2 separate regions of the Homo sapiens genome follow, and region 2 is linked to region 1. Evidence: chromatin contacts called from ENCODE Hi-C data. All regions are on one chromosome and are shown on one strand. The core of a region is the stretch at or near the end of the contact, and the rest is flanking DNA. Distances in the headings are between cores, read along the strand shown. Region 1 holds the start of THRB (thyroid hormone receptor beta). Region 2 overlaps NR1D2 (nuclear receptor subfamily 1 group D member 2).

The links. A loop is a pair of places that touch in the nucleus more often than their neighbours do. Pooled maps may share reads with other maps.
Region 2: a loop to region 1 is called in a pooled map of gastrocnemius medialis, with 1.9 times the contacts of the local background. The contact joins the enhancer-like site here to the promoter of THRB in region 1. A Hi-C loop is called at or near these places in 1 of 50 pooled maps.

What each region holds. Positions count from the first base shown.
Region 1 is chr3:24,490,354-24,496,303 of GRCh38, reverse strand. THRB (thyroid hormone receptor beta) reads left to right here and starts at 1,454. Exons shown (of 11, transcript NM_001354712.2): 1 at 1,454-1,652. It overlaps THRB-AS1 (THRB antisense RNA 1), which reads right to left and starts at 2,217. Exons shown (of 2, transcript NR_046244.1): 1 at 1,813-2,217.
Region 2 is chr3:23,956,601-23,962,088 of GRCh38, reverse strand. NR1D2 (nuclear receptor subfamily 1 group D member 2) reads right to left here. Exons shown (of 8, transcript NM_005126.5): 4 at 2,274-2,418; 5 at 1-112. Among named protein-coding and RNA genes, the nearest start is that of NR1D2, 14 kb to the right of the region's middle. Within about 2 kb of position 2,633, at least 6 of the 41 ENCODE cell types and tissues checked have a DNase peak (open chromatin) inside an H3K27ac peak, as active enhancers do.

The DNA.
Region 1 (5,950 bases), core at 205-2,704:
ACGAATAGATGTGAATATTAAATTATGATGTCGGAATTATTTTAATACTGTCTATAAGAAATTAATTGTACTCTGTTGTCAAAGTAGTTTTGTTGCAACTATAGTTCCTTATTGACTACCTTTTAGCTGAGTGAGGACTCGGTATTTCCCAAGTATCCTTCTAGCTCAGAAAGCAAGTCTCTTCCTGGTCTCCAGGACTTAAGGTCGGGGGCATTTGAGAGACCTATATTTGCCCGGGAAAGATCTCTTGAAGAGTATACATTATTTTTGTCTTCCTGGTTTTATCTATACATTTCCAGGGCAAAGACAAATTAATAGGGCGGCCGTTCTGGGACCTGAGGAGTGTCTCAGCCCTGTACGCGCCTCTCCCACGATATGCATAATGGCGGTGGGGGCGGGGGTGTCCTCCTTAAGGGCAACCCAGGCACGTCCCAAACTTCCATTCGTGGGGTGGCCGTGGTGGTTAAGAGAGCTGCCAGATGGTCGGACCAGCGGAGGCCCCAAGAAGAGCCAGAGCGCCCTGTATTCCCGACACGCGCCACAAGTGGTTTAGGAGCGGAGGGAGGAGCGCTGCGGCACGGGTCGGGCCGGTCGGGCCGGGCAAAGAAGGCCGAGACGTGCTCCTGGAAGACTCGCCCTCCGGTCCCGGTGTCACTCGTTCCCCATTCTTTCCTCTTCTCCAACTAGAGTAATGACGCCCAAACCCGCACCTATGCGCGCAGGCAATCGGGTGGGTGGACGCGCGGCCACCAAACCCACAGCACCGTCACCAACCCTGGGAGGGCACGGCCGGGATTAGGAGGAGGGGGAGCGCCCACACCTGGGGAGGCAGGTGCGGAGGCGGCCGGCCCGGGGACCTCGAGTGCGTAGGACTCGGGGTCGGGGTCGGGGTCGGCAAGCCGGGCGCTGTGAGCGCGTCGGAGCGCTGGCCCGGAGCCTGGCAGGGGGCGTCTGTACCGGCTGGGCAGCCCGGGGCGGTGGCGATGGCTGGCGGCGGCGGCGGGGTGTGCGCCAGGAGGCCATTTCCTCGCTGCGCCCCTGGCGGAGCCGGGTTTGCCTGCTCTTGGCCGCCGCCGCCACCGCCGCGCAAGTCGGACAGCCGTGAGGGCTGGAGGGGAAACCAGGTCACCGGTTCGCAGACGCGGCGCGGAGCAGGCGCCCCGGGCCCGGAGTAAGACAGCGCCCGGGAAGCGGGCCGGGGCGGGCCGGGCACGCGGGGGACCCGGAGAGGCGGGGACTCTGGTGCCCCAGCCGCAGTAGCTTCCTACGCCTATAAAAGTGGAGAGACCGGGGAGGTGCGGCGCGGCCCTGGCTGCGGCCGCCTCTCTTCGCCCAAGGAGTTGACATTTTGCAGGACTCGCGCGACGCCCAGTCGCCGGCGCTCCCCGGGACCCCGCCGCCGGGAGGAGGGGGCGGAGGAGGGTGGAGACTGCGGGGCTTGGCCAAGGAAGGCGCACATCCTCGGGCGGGCGGCCGTGACGCGGCGGGGATTAACTTTGCATGAATAATGTGAGTGCGCTTGGAAAAGAGACCTCCTGCTCCGCGGGCTCGGGGCAAGAGCCCGCAGGCTACCTTCCCCGGGCAGGGGCGCTCAACCCAACCGGCTCCAGGGCACTGGTAATTTGGCTAGAGGACCGCGCGGAGGCAGCGGGGTGAGAGGAGGAGGGGGCGACAGTTCCAACTGTCCACAGGGTGGGCGGGATGGTGACGGAGCGTCGCAAGAACCCGGAGGGGTGCGGGCGGCTAAGCCGAGCGCGCGCGGGCGGGCAGGCGGGTGAGCGTGGGTGGTGGGGGTGTCATCAGCCTGATTACCTGCCTCCGCGGGGCTTCTGCGCCCCGGATCTGGGAGGAGGTGCCCTCTCGTGTTCGGGCACCGCGCGGCGGCAGGCTGGGAGCTACGGAGTGGACAGTGGTGGAACAGGGTGGCCGGGCTCTGTTCCAATCGCAGCGGCTCTGTTCCTCAAACCCCAAGCCCAGCTGTTGACATGTTCCTTGTGAAATGGAGTTTGGCATCCTCAGCGCCGAACCCAGTGGAAGTTTCCATGATGAGGAAGTTGTGTGACATGGGGGTTCGGAAAAGGTTGGCAGGCCAGGGGGGAGGGTTAAAGGGACTGTGGGTCTCCCATCCCCCCTTTTTCGCCTGCCCCGGAACTCCCGGGCTTGGAAAGGAGAATTATCCTGGATGTTGGCGTGCGCCGTGGCCGGTGCCTGGCGACTGGGCTTCTCTCCGCCTCCTGGGGGCTTGGCGGGGATTTCGCTAGCCTCCTGGGTCGCGCTCCTTCGCTTTGCTTCTCTTGGCGCAGCATCTTCCTCTGGGTCTCCTCGAGTTGGTTGTGATACCAATTGTGCCAACTGTGTGACCTCCACCCCCTCGGAGAAGGACTCATTTGGGGGAATTTTCATTCTTAGTGGATTTTGCCCTTCTTAGCGGCAGTTGTCACTTTGGGGGAGGATTTCCCAATGACCATTGTGGGATTATTATTAGTGTTAATTCTTAAGCCTTCTTATTTATTTTAAGGAGGGGGAGGGAGAAAATGAGATGAATTTTTTTTAAATGTACAAGTTTCCCCAAATGGAAAATTTTAAAAGAAGGATCTAGAAACATAACAATTCATAAAGTGAGTCAAAGAAAGGAAAGAGTTTGCATGAACAGCCAAGTTCAGATTCTCCATTCTCCTTTGTCCACATAAATTTAGAATTTTTGAAGATTCAAACACTGTGTAATCAGTAAATATATTTGAAATACCTTCTTCCTCAGCACATTATTGGTCTTGGGTACTAGTGAGATTCAGTTTTAAAGACCTGTGTGGAAGTTCAAGAAATTAAGCATTCCTTGCACAGTGTATTAATATCAAGCACAGCAGTTTATATAATGATAAATGTATTAGGTAATGTAGACCTGTTGGGCAATCTTCACATTATTTGGCTTTAGTTTAGTATGCTTATTTAAATTGTAAGAATGTATAGCATGCAATGCACTGCAAAGAAATAAAAATTGCATTTTAACGTGTTCATGATTCATTCTGAATATTCAGTGACTGACCTGCTCCCCAATTCACTTCTGCTTAATTCTTTCTAATTCCGAAATCAGTCAGAGGCTAGGAAACAATGAAAAACGTGTTTCAGTGCAAAGTATTTTAAGCAGTTGATGTTTTTAGGATGTTTTCATGCCAGGTGGCTAAGTGTTTTAATTGAGTCAAACAGAAATCCAGTACCAAGTGATTTGTTTGGAGTGTTTTATACAAAGACATTGGTGAACGATCATTTATAATTTGAGCATGTTAAAGAAATACTAACAGAATCTATTTTTACCTGATCTCAGAGGTTTATTATATATTGGAAGTGAGACCATCTGCTAGTAAATACAGTTTGGCTTTATTTTATAGCCAGTGAAAAATAAATAATACTGAGTATAGCTACAGAACTGGTTTTTTAAAGTGAAATAATTCCTGTTGGCATTACAATGCAAAGGTATACTTTTATTGACATTGGAATATTGTTACATAAAGCAACTGACATTATGTAGAGGAATGAATATTCCATGTATCTCCTTTCAGTTTCTTTGTAGTAAATTCTGCCATAATTAGAGATGAATTAAGACAACTTTTTAATCCATTATCTTTGGGAAAGGTGATTTCTTAAAATCGCCTTAAAAGCAGAGAAAGCTGTGGATTCCTTTCCTCTCCTGGGGTTTTTGCAGTTGTTTAAAGCATGAGTTGTGTGGAGCCACAAATGGTATTGCATGTTTCTTTTTTTAGTAAGCCCATCTTTTTGATGGAAATCAGAGTAAAGGTGATTGGTTTCTTCGCCCTGGTCTTCTCATTCTAGTGTAAGATTACGTGTCACCTTCTTAGAAAGCCCTTCCCTGACCACTTGAGCAAAGGCGGTCCCTCATTCCTTTTCAGACCCATCACACTGGTTTTTCTCTTTGTTTGTTTGTTTTGTTCTTCTTTTTCTTTCCTTTATTGTATTTGCAATCTGAATTGTTCATTTCAATTGATGCTTGTTGATCGCCTGTATCCTTGCCTAGAATATCGAATCCATGAGCACAGGACTCTTGACTGCCTCACTCACTCTTATTTTCCAGCATCTAGAACAATACTTGGCACACAGTAGGTGCTGGATAACTCTTTGGTGAATAAATTAATGATTGTGTCCAAATATTATGTTCTCAAAAATACCTGACTACACATCCTAAGTGGGTGCCAGTTGGGCATGCCAAGATCTATTCTGTGTGTGCATGTGTATGTGTGTGTTGCACACATTCCATGCTTATATGGTTCACTCTTTATTTTTCTCTCTCTCTCTTTCTTTTCGAAATAAAAGCTGGTCTTCCATTCTGTGTAGTGACAATGCAAAGAGCTATTTCTGCGAGTTCCTCCTAAGGGCATTTGCCTTGAATACATGGAAATCCTCAGCAGCAGAATTTTTCTGACATGTTACCTTGATCCCTGGAAGACATTGACCTTCAACTCCCTGAATTTCAGCAGAATCTTTATGAGTTCCAGAAGCATTGCCAGTGCTAAGAGTGAAATTCCAGGGACTAGACTTCACTGGGTGATGGCAGTGTCTTCTCACTCAGCAGGTCCTGGCAGTGCCTCTGGCAATGGCAGCCCTAAGTGGACCAACCAGTGCATGGTGGTACAATTTGGGCTGCAAAAGTGGTGGTTGGTGAGGGGGCAAAATGTAATGGTCAGGATCCAACACAAGATAGAAATAAATAGGTCTTGGTGATAGCTTTGAAAATAACCTGATGGTTATCATATGTTATTAGTTAAGTCAGCCAGCCTCTTTTTGCCCTCTTTTGCCGCTTCATAAAAGTATTCTGAACCAAATGATGGTGGGAAATATTGCATTATTTGAGTTTTCAAGTGACCAGAGCATAATATCAAAGGAGTCATCTTCAAATTAGTTATTCATGGAAACTCTTGCCAATTGAGAGCAAAAGGAAATTATAATTGAAGATTATGGTGATTTGTTTTTGTGTCTAGAGTATTGACTTTCATAAGTGTGCTGAGTAAATGCATAGTAAAAATTTCACAAAATCAGACTGTTAAAAATGGGAGGGGAAGAAAGATCAAAATCTTGTAGAGGAGGGAAGATAATTAAACTACAATCCTAAGTGCTTACTGCTTTAGAGTATTTAATTTGGCTCTGAGCTTCTTAGTAGTAGCCAAGTTAACAGAAAAAAAGGGGGTCTGGAGGTGGCATGCATTAAACTTGTAAGGATGACACATGTAGAGTGCCTGCCATGGTGCTTGCCAACTAGTATATACTCGTATGAAATATCAAATTATATCATGGATAATACTTGAACTTCAATTCTACATAAAGTGAAGTGAGGTTCTTTATATGATCTTGTCTTGTTACCAACTCTGGAATGGAAAAAAATTGCAGAAGACATAATAATGAAAAGTAACCCAGTATGTTTATTGTTGGGGGCCTGAGCTACTATGGCCTATCAGTGGAGATTCTGGTGATGAATCCCAATGCAGAAATAAAGCTCAGGAAACCTAGAGGAATGAGTGGTTACCACACTCTGTAAGCTAATTTTCCCAAATATCTAGTGTGTCAGCCAACTTTTGATTAGAGCAATTTGAGAGGACAGGACAACGAGGTACTTGAAAATGACCCTATGGCCATAAACACCCCTGAATATGTGGCCCCTGATGCTTTGGGCTTTAGTCTATATAGCTCTTATCACCCTGCAGGGCAGTTTGTTTCCATTTCTGTTCCCACCTCTAAGTTGTGATGAGGCACGATGTGTGGGTTTATTCATCTTTGACTCCCCATAGCCTAGCAAAGAGCTTGGTACATGGGCACAGGTGAAACACTGTTGGAAGAATGAATGGAAGGGTAGAAAAGGCAGTGCTTCTCTTTCCCTTCTGGGTTGGTATTAAGTGTCATATTTGGACTTGGATTTGTCCAGAGTGAACGTTTGCTGCCTGCA
Region 2 (5,488 bases), core at 1,384-3,883, 540 kb after region 1:
TCATTTTGCAAGTGACCACTGAACTGGCTGTTCATCATGGTCTTCATTGCACTTTGCATTTCAATTAGCATCCTCTGTTTTTCACGCTTAGGAATACGACCAAACCGAACAGCTATTGAAGAAAAAGATATTTAACGTCTATATTCTAAATAAGACCTGTTTTGTATAAAAGAATAACACAAAATTATCCAACAGTTATGGCCTCTAGTCATACATATAAAGAATGAGTCTACATGTCTCTGGTCCACATTTTTCTAAACTTGCTGGTCTTGATGCACCAAAGGAAGTAGGAGAGGGAGAGAAAATTTTCTATTTTCCCCCCACAACAAAGTTAAGGACATCTACCTCCTAGGTATTTTATAAGCAAAGTCTAAGAAAAGAAATAGGAAATTCGGATGGGTGCAGTAGCTCATGCTTCTAATCACAGCACTTTGGGAGGCTGAGGCAGGTGGACCACCTGAGGTCAGGAATTCGAAACCAGACTAGCCAATATGGTGAAACCCCGTCTCTACTAAAAAAACAAAAACTAGCCAGGTGTGATGGCGGGCGCCTGTAGTCCCAGCTATTCTGGAGACTGAGGCAGGAGAATCGCTTGAACCCAGGAGGCAGAGGTTGCAGTGCGTCGAGATGGTGCCAATGCACTCCAGCCTAGGTGACAGAGCAATACTCCATCTTAAAAAAAAAAAAAAAAAAAAAAAAGAAAGAAAAAGAAAAAAGAAATATGAAATTAGCTAATGAAAACCAGTTTGAAGCAGACCAGTATTACTACACAGCTCCTTACTAACAAAGCTGAGGACTGTTCCCAGCAAGGCATGTGTGATTCAGCTACACACATCCATTACCATTAATGGAATCTGGTAGGTGAAATCATTCCCTGAACACCTGGCCCTTGTCAATTCATTTTTGTAACTTTGCTCTCAAGATCTAACTATGAAATTATCTGCTGTCTTCTTTTCCAGCCTCTTTAAAAAAAAAATCCTTAAAAAAAATTCCACAATCAGTAGAAATGCACTTACTGAAAAATAAACTTGGTAGATTTTAATTAAAACCAGTGAAATAAGTAAAAATGAGATAAGTCATCCTCTATTCTTTTAGAAGCTAGTCTTAGAAGGTGTCTTGTCTCCAATAATCCTATCCATGAGAGAAAGAAAAGCTTCTTTCACAGTCTAGTATTTACACAGAGATAATAAAAATTCAGTATACTTGCCCAGAAAGCCTCGTTAATCTAATTGTAGCCTCTAACATTATTGCTACCAAAAACAAACAACTTAATCATGTTTGATACTTTATCTCTACTCCTCCCTTCACAAATGATTGTCAGTTTTATTCTTTCAGGGCAATCACAATATCCATCAACTATTTTTATAGCATTAGTACTTTTAGCACTATAAAAAAAATTTCAGGGAATTGAAAAAACAAAACATCAATTGCTGAAATCTGTTACTCAAAAAACTCCTGGCCACGCCTGATGGCTCACACCTGTAATCCCAGCGCTTTGGGAGGCCGAGGCAGGTGGATCACTTGAGGTCAGGAGTTCGAGACCAGCCTGGTCAACATGGTGAAACCCCCATCTCTACTAAAAATACAAAAATTAGCCAGGTGTGGTGGCGGGCACCTGTAATCCCAGCTACTCAGGAAGCTGAGGCAGGAGAATCACTTGAACCTGGGAGATAGAGGCTACATTGAGACAGAGTGTCACCGTGTCACCCAGGTTAGAGTGCAGTGGCACGATCTCAACTCAGTGCAACCTCCACCTCCTGGGTTCACGCTATTCTCCTGCCTTAGCCTCCCGAGTAACTGGGATTACAGGTGCATGCCACCACGCTCAGCTAATTTTTTTTTGCATTTTTAGTAGATATGGGGTTTCACCATGGCTGGTCTGGAACTCCTGACCTAAAGTGACCCACACACCTCAGCCTCCCAAAGTGTTGGGATTACGGGCGTGAGCCACCATGCCCGGCCATATAAAAAATGTTTTTAAACTCCATTGGTTTTAGGAAAAAATAAAAAGTAATCAAATTGCACAGAAAAAAAATGGCTCTTTTTAGAAGAAGCAACAACAACAGAAGTTTAGCCAAAAACTGTTTCTGGGATGATAATGCTAAAATACGACTTTAATCAATTTGGTGTCCTGTAAAGCATGAAAATATGTTTTCTGCTTCACCTTAAATACAAGAGGGTCCTTGGTAACCGGTTTATAGCTCTGGTTCATGATGAGGAATAAAAGCCAAGCTCCATACACTTTAGGAACACTCTTTAAACTGGGAACATACCATCTCTTGACATTCCAACAGACAGACACTTTTTGAAGCGACATTGCTGACATCTGTTCCTATTCATTCTCATTATAGAACAGTTTTCATTCTTCAGGCACTTCTTGTACTGGATGTTTTGTTGAATACTTCTCCGAAAGAAACCCTAAGAACAAAGGAAGATTTACTTACCCATTTAAAAACACCCAAATGAACTTCTTATAAACACTGCTCCCATACCTATCTAGTGTATATGACGAACTACAGTCCCAGTATATGACTCACTATCTGGGAAACACTATGTCTTAGGACAGAGGGAAATACAATGTTGACACACAGAATTTAATTTCGATTCTTATTGGTATGAGTAAGCACCTAACACCTACTAACCAAACAAAATTCTTCTTCCCTTCAGAGATTCTTTGTCCTTACCCAAAACACCCCTTGCAACAACCACACTACCCTGTTACCAGACCCTGCCTGCAGTCACATTTTCCATCTCATACTTTTATTCACTACAAATTCCAAAACTCTTGAAGTATGAATGACTGATTCTTTTTTTTTTTTTTTTTTGAGATAGGATCTCGTTCTGTTGCCCAGGCTAGAGTGCAGTGGCATGATCACAGCTCACTGCAGCCCTGACCTCCCTGGCTCAATTTTCCAACCACAGCCTCACAAACAGCTGGGACTACAGGCATGCGCCACCACACCCAGCTAATTTTTGTATTTTTTGTAGAAATGAGGTTTTGCCATGTTGCCTAGGCTGGTCTTGAACTCCAGGGCTCAAGTGATCTGCCAGCCTTGGCCTCCCGAAGTGTTAGACTTACAGGGTGTAAGCCACCACCACTCCGGACCTGATTTTTTGTTTGTTTGTTTGCTTGCTTTCTTGAGACAGACTCTTGCTCTGTAGCCCGGGCTGGAGTGCAGTGGTGCGATCTCAGCTCACTGCAACCTCCACCTCCCAGATTCAAGGGATTCTCCTGCCTCAGCCTCCCCAGTAGCTGGGATTACAGGCACGTGCCACCATACCTGGCTAATTTTTTGTATTTTTAGTAGAGACAGGGTTTCACCATGTTGGCCAGGCTGGTTTTGAACTCCTGACCTCAACTGATCCGCCCACCTTGGCCTCCCAAAGTGCTAGGATTACAGGCACGAGCCACCATGTCCAGGCTTTTTTTTTTTTTTTTTTTTTTTAAAGAGACAGGGTCTTGCTCTGTCACCCAGGCTGGAGTACAATGACGTAATAATAGCTCACCGCAACTTCGAACTCCCGGGCTCAAGCAATCCTTCTGCCTCAGCCTCCCAAGAGCTGGGACTACAGACATGTGCTACCACATCCAGCTTTTTTATTTTTTGTAGAGGTAGGGTCTCCCTATGTTGCCCAGGTGGGTCTCACACTCCACCTCAAGCAATCCTACAGCTTCAGCCTCCCAAAGAGCTAGAATTACAGGCCTGAGCCACTGCACCCAGCCTAAATGACTACTTCTTAAAAAGTGGACTGAGAAATATGTTTGATAGCTATAATCCCCTCACTAGATTGTGGATTACATTAACAGAAGTTGGTCTTTCCAGGATCATTACCTGCTGACAATGGCAAGGCCTACTTATACATGACAGAAATCACTGACTACGTGCCAGCAACAGGTAAGTGTTACACCACACACCAACAGAGTAGCTAACTATCCAAGGAAAGACAGTTCCCAACTAGATGGCTACAAACAGCTGCCTTTACTCCACACACAAACAATTCCAGTACATGTTCTGTGATAGGTCTCCAAAGATCTCCAGTTTCATGGTACCAGGGAGGACAGAAAACTCAAGAATGCAATTACTGAAATTATTTTAAACTGCATTTTCCTTTTATATGACAACTAAACACATTTCCCGAATCTATACTAAGTAGTCATGGGACACAACATTTTTATATTTTATTATTGTGATACTATACACTTGACTTAGATACTACAAGAGCTGAACTAGACATTTTAAGAGTACTGCACAGATGTGTATTTATCAAGAATATGCAATCAGCTCATTCAGTTTGTGCTTTTATTTTCTAGCTATAAAGTAAGAATAATGCCTTCCCCAATATTACTTCACTTTTTTTTTTTTTGAGACGGAATCTGGCTCTGTCGCCCAGGCTTGGAGTGCAGTGGTGCAATCTCAGCTCACTGCAAGCTCCGCCTCCCGGGTTCACGCCATTCTCCTGCCTCAGCCTCCCGAGTAGCTGGGACTACAGGCGCCCACCACTACGTCCGGCTAATTTTTTTTTTTTTGTATTTTTAGTAGAGACAGGGTTTCACTATGTTAGCCAGGATGGTCTCGATCTCCTGACCTCGTGATCCGCCCGCCTCGGCCTCCCAAAGTGCTGGGATTACAGGCGTGAGCCACCGCACCTGGCCTATTACTTCACATTTTTGTAAAAAAAAAAAAAAAAAAAAAAAAAGATATATAGAGAAGGAGAATCTTTTTTAAACAATGAAAAAAATGCTACATCTATAAAAAATACTGACTTGTCTTACAAAGTTACCCGGCCATTAAAAGTTAGCAAACTTGGCAGGGCGCGTGGCTCACGCCTGTAATCCCAGCACTTTGCGAAGCCGAGGCGGGCAGATCACCTGAGGTTAGGAGTTCAAGACCAGCCTGGCCAATGTGATGAAACCCCGAATCTACTAAAAATACAAAAATTAGCCTGGAGTGGTGGCGTGTGCCTGTAATCCCAGCTACTCGGGAGGCTGAGACAGGAGAATCACTTGAACCCAGGAGGCAGAGGTTGCAGTGAACCAAGATCACACCACTGCACTTCAGCCTGGGAAATAAGAGCAAAACTCCATCTAAAAAAAAAAAAACTGGCAAACTCGCAATTCATTCAGAGCCACACTTGAAAATATTTCCTCTCCCATCATGTATATTCATTATCTTGTTTACCCATCATATCTCGCCAAACTAGATTCTTGCTTGTGGCCTCAAGTCAGAGAACAGCAAGAACATGTGTCTTCATCACGTTAATTTTTGATACTCAGGAGAAAAGATTGTGCCAAGTTTTTTAAAAAGAGAGAAAGATTCCCTGTATATAGGTAGGGAGGTAGAGACCATCTCACTTGGAATTATTTGACCAATACTCTAATAGCAATAACTAGAAAATAGTCAACTAAACTTACAAATAAACTAGCTTTCCCAAGGGCTCAACTTATATTCAGGATTATTTTACTCACTTGGCATTATTTTTTAAGATA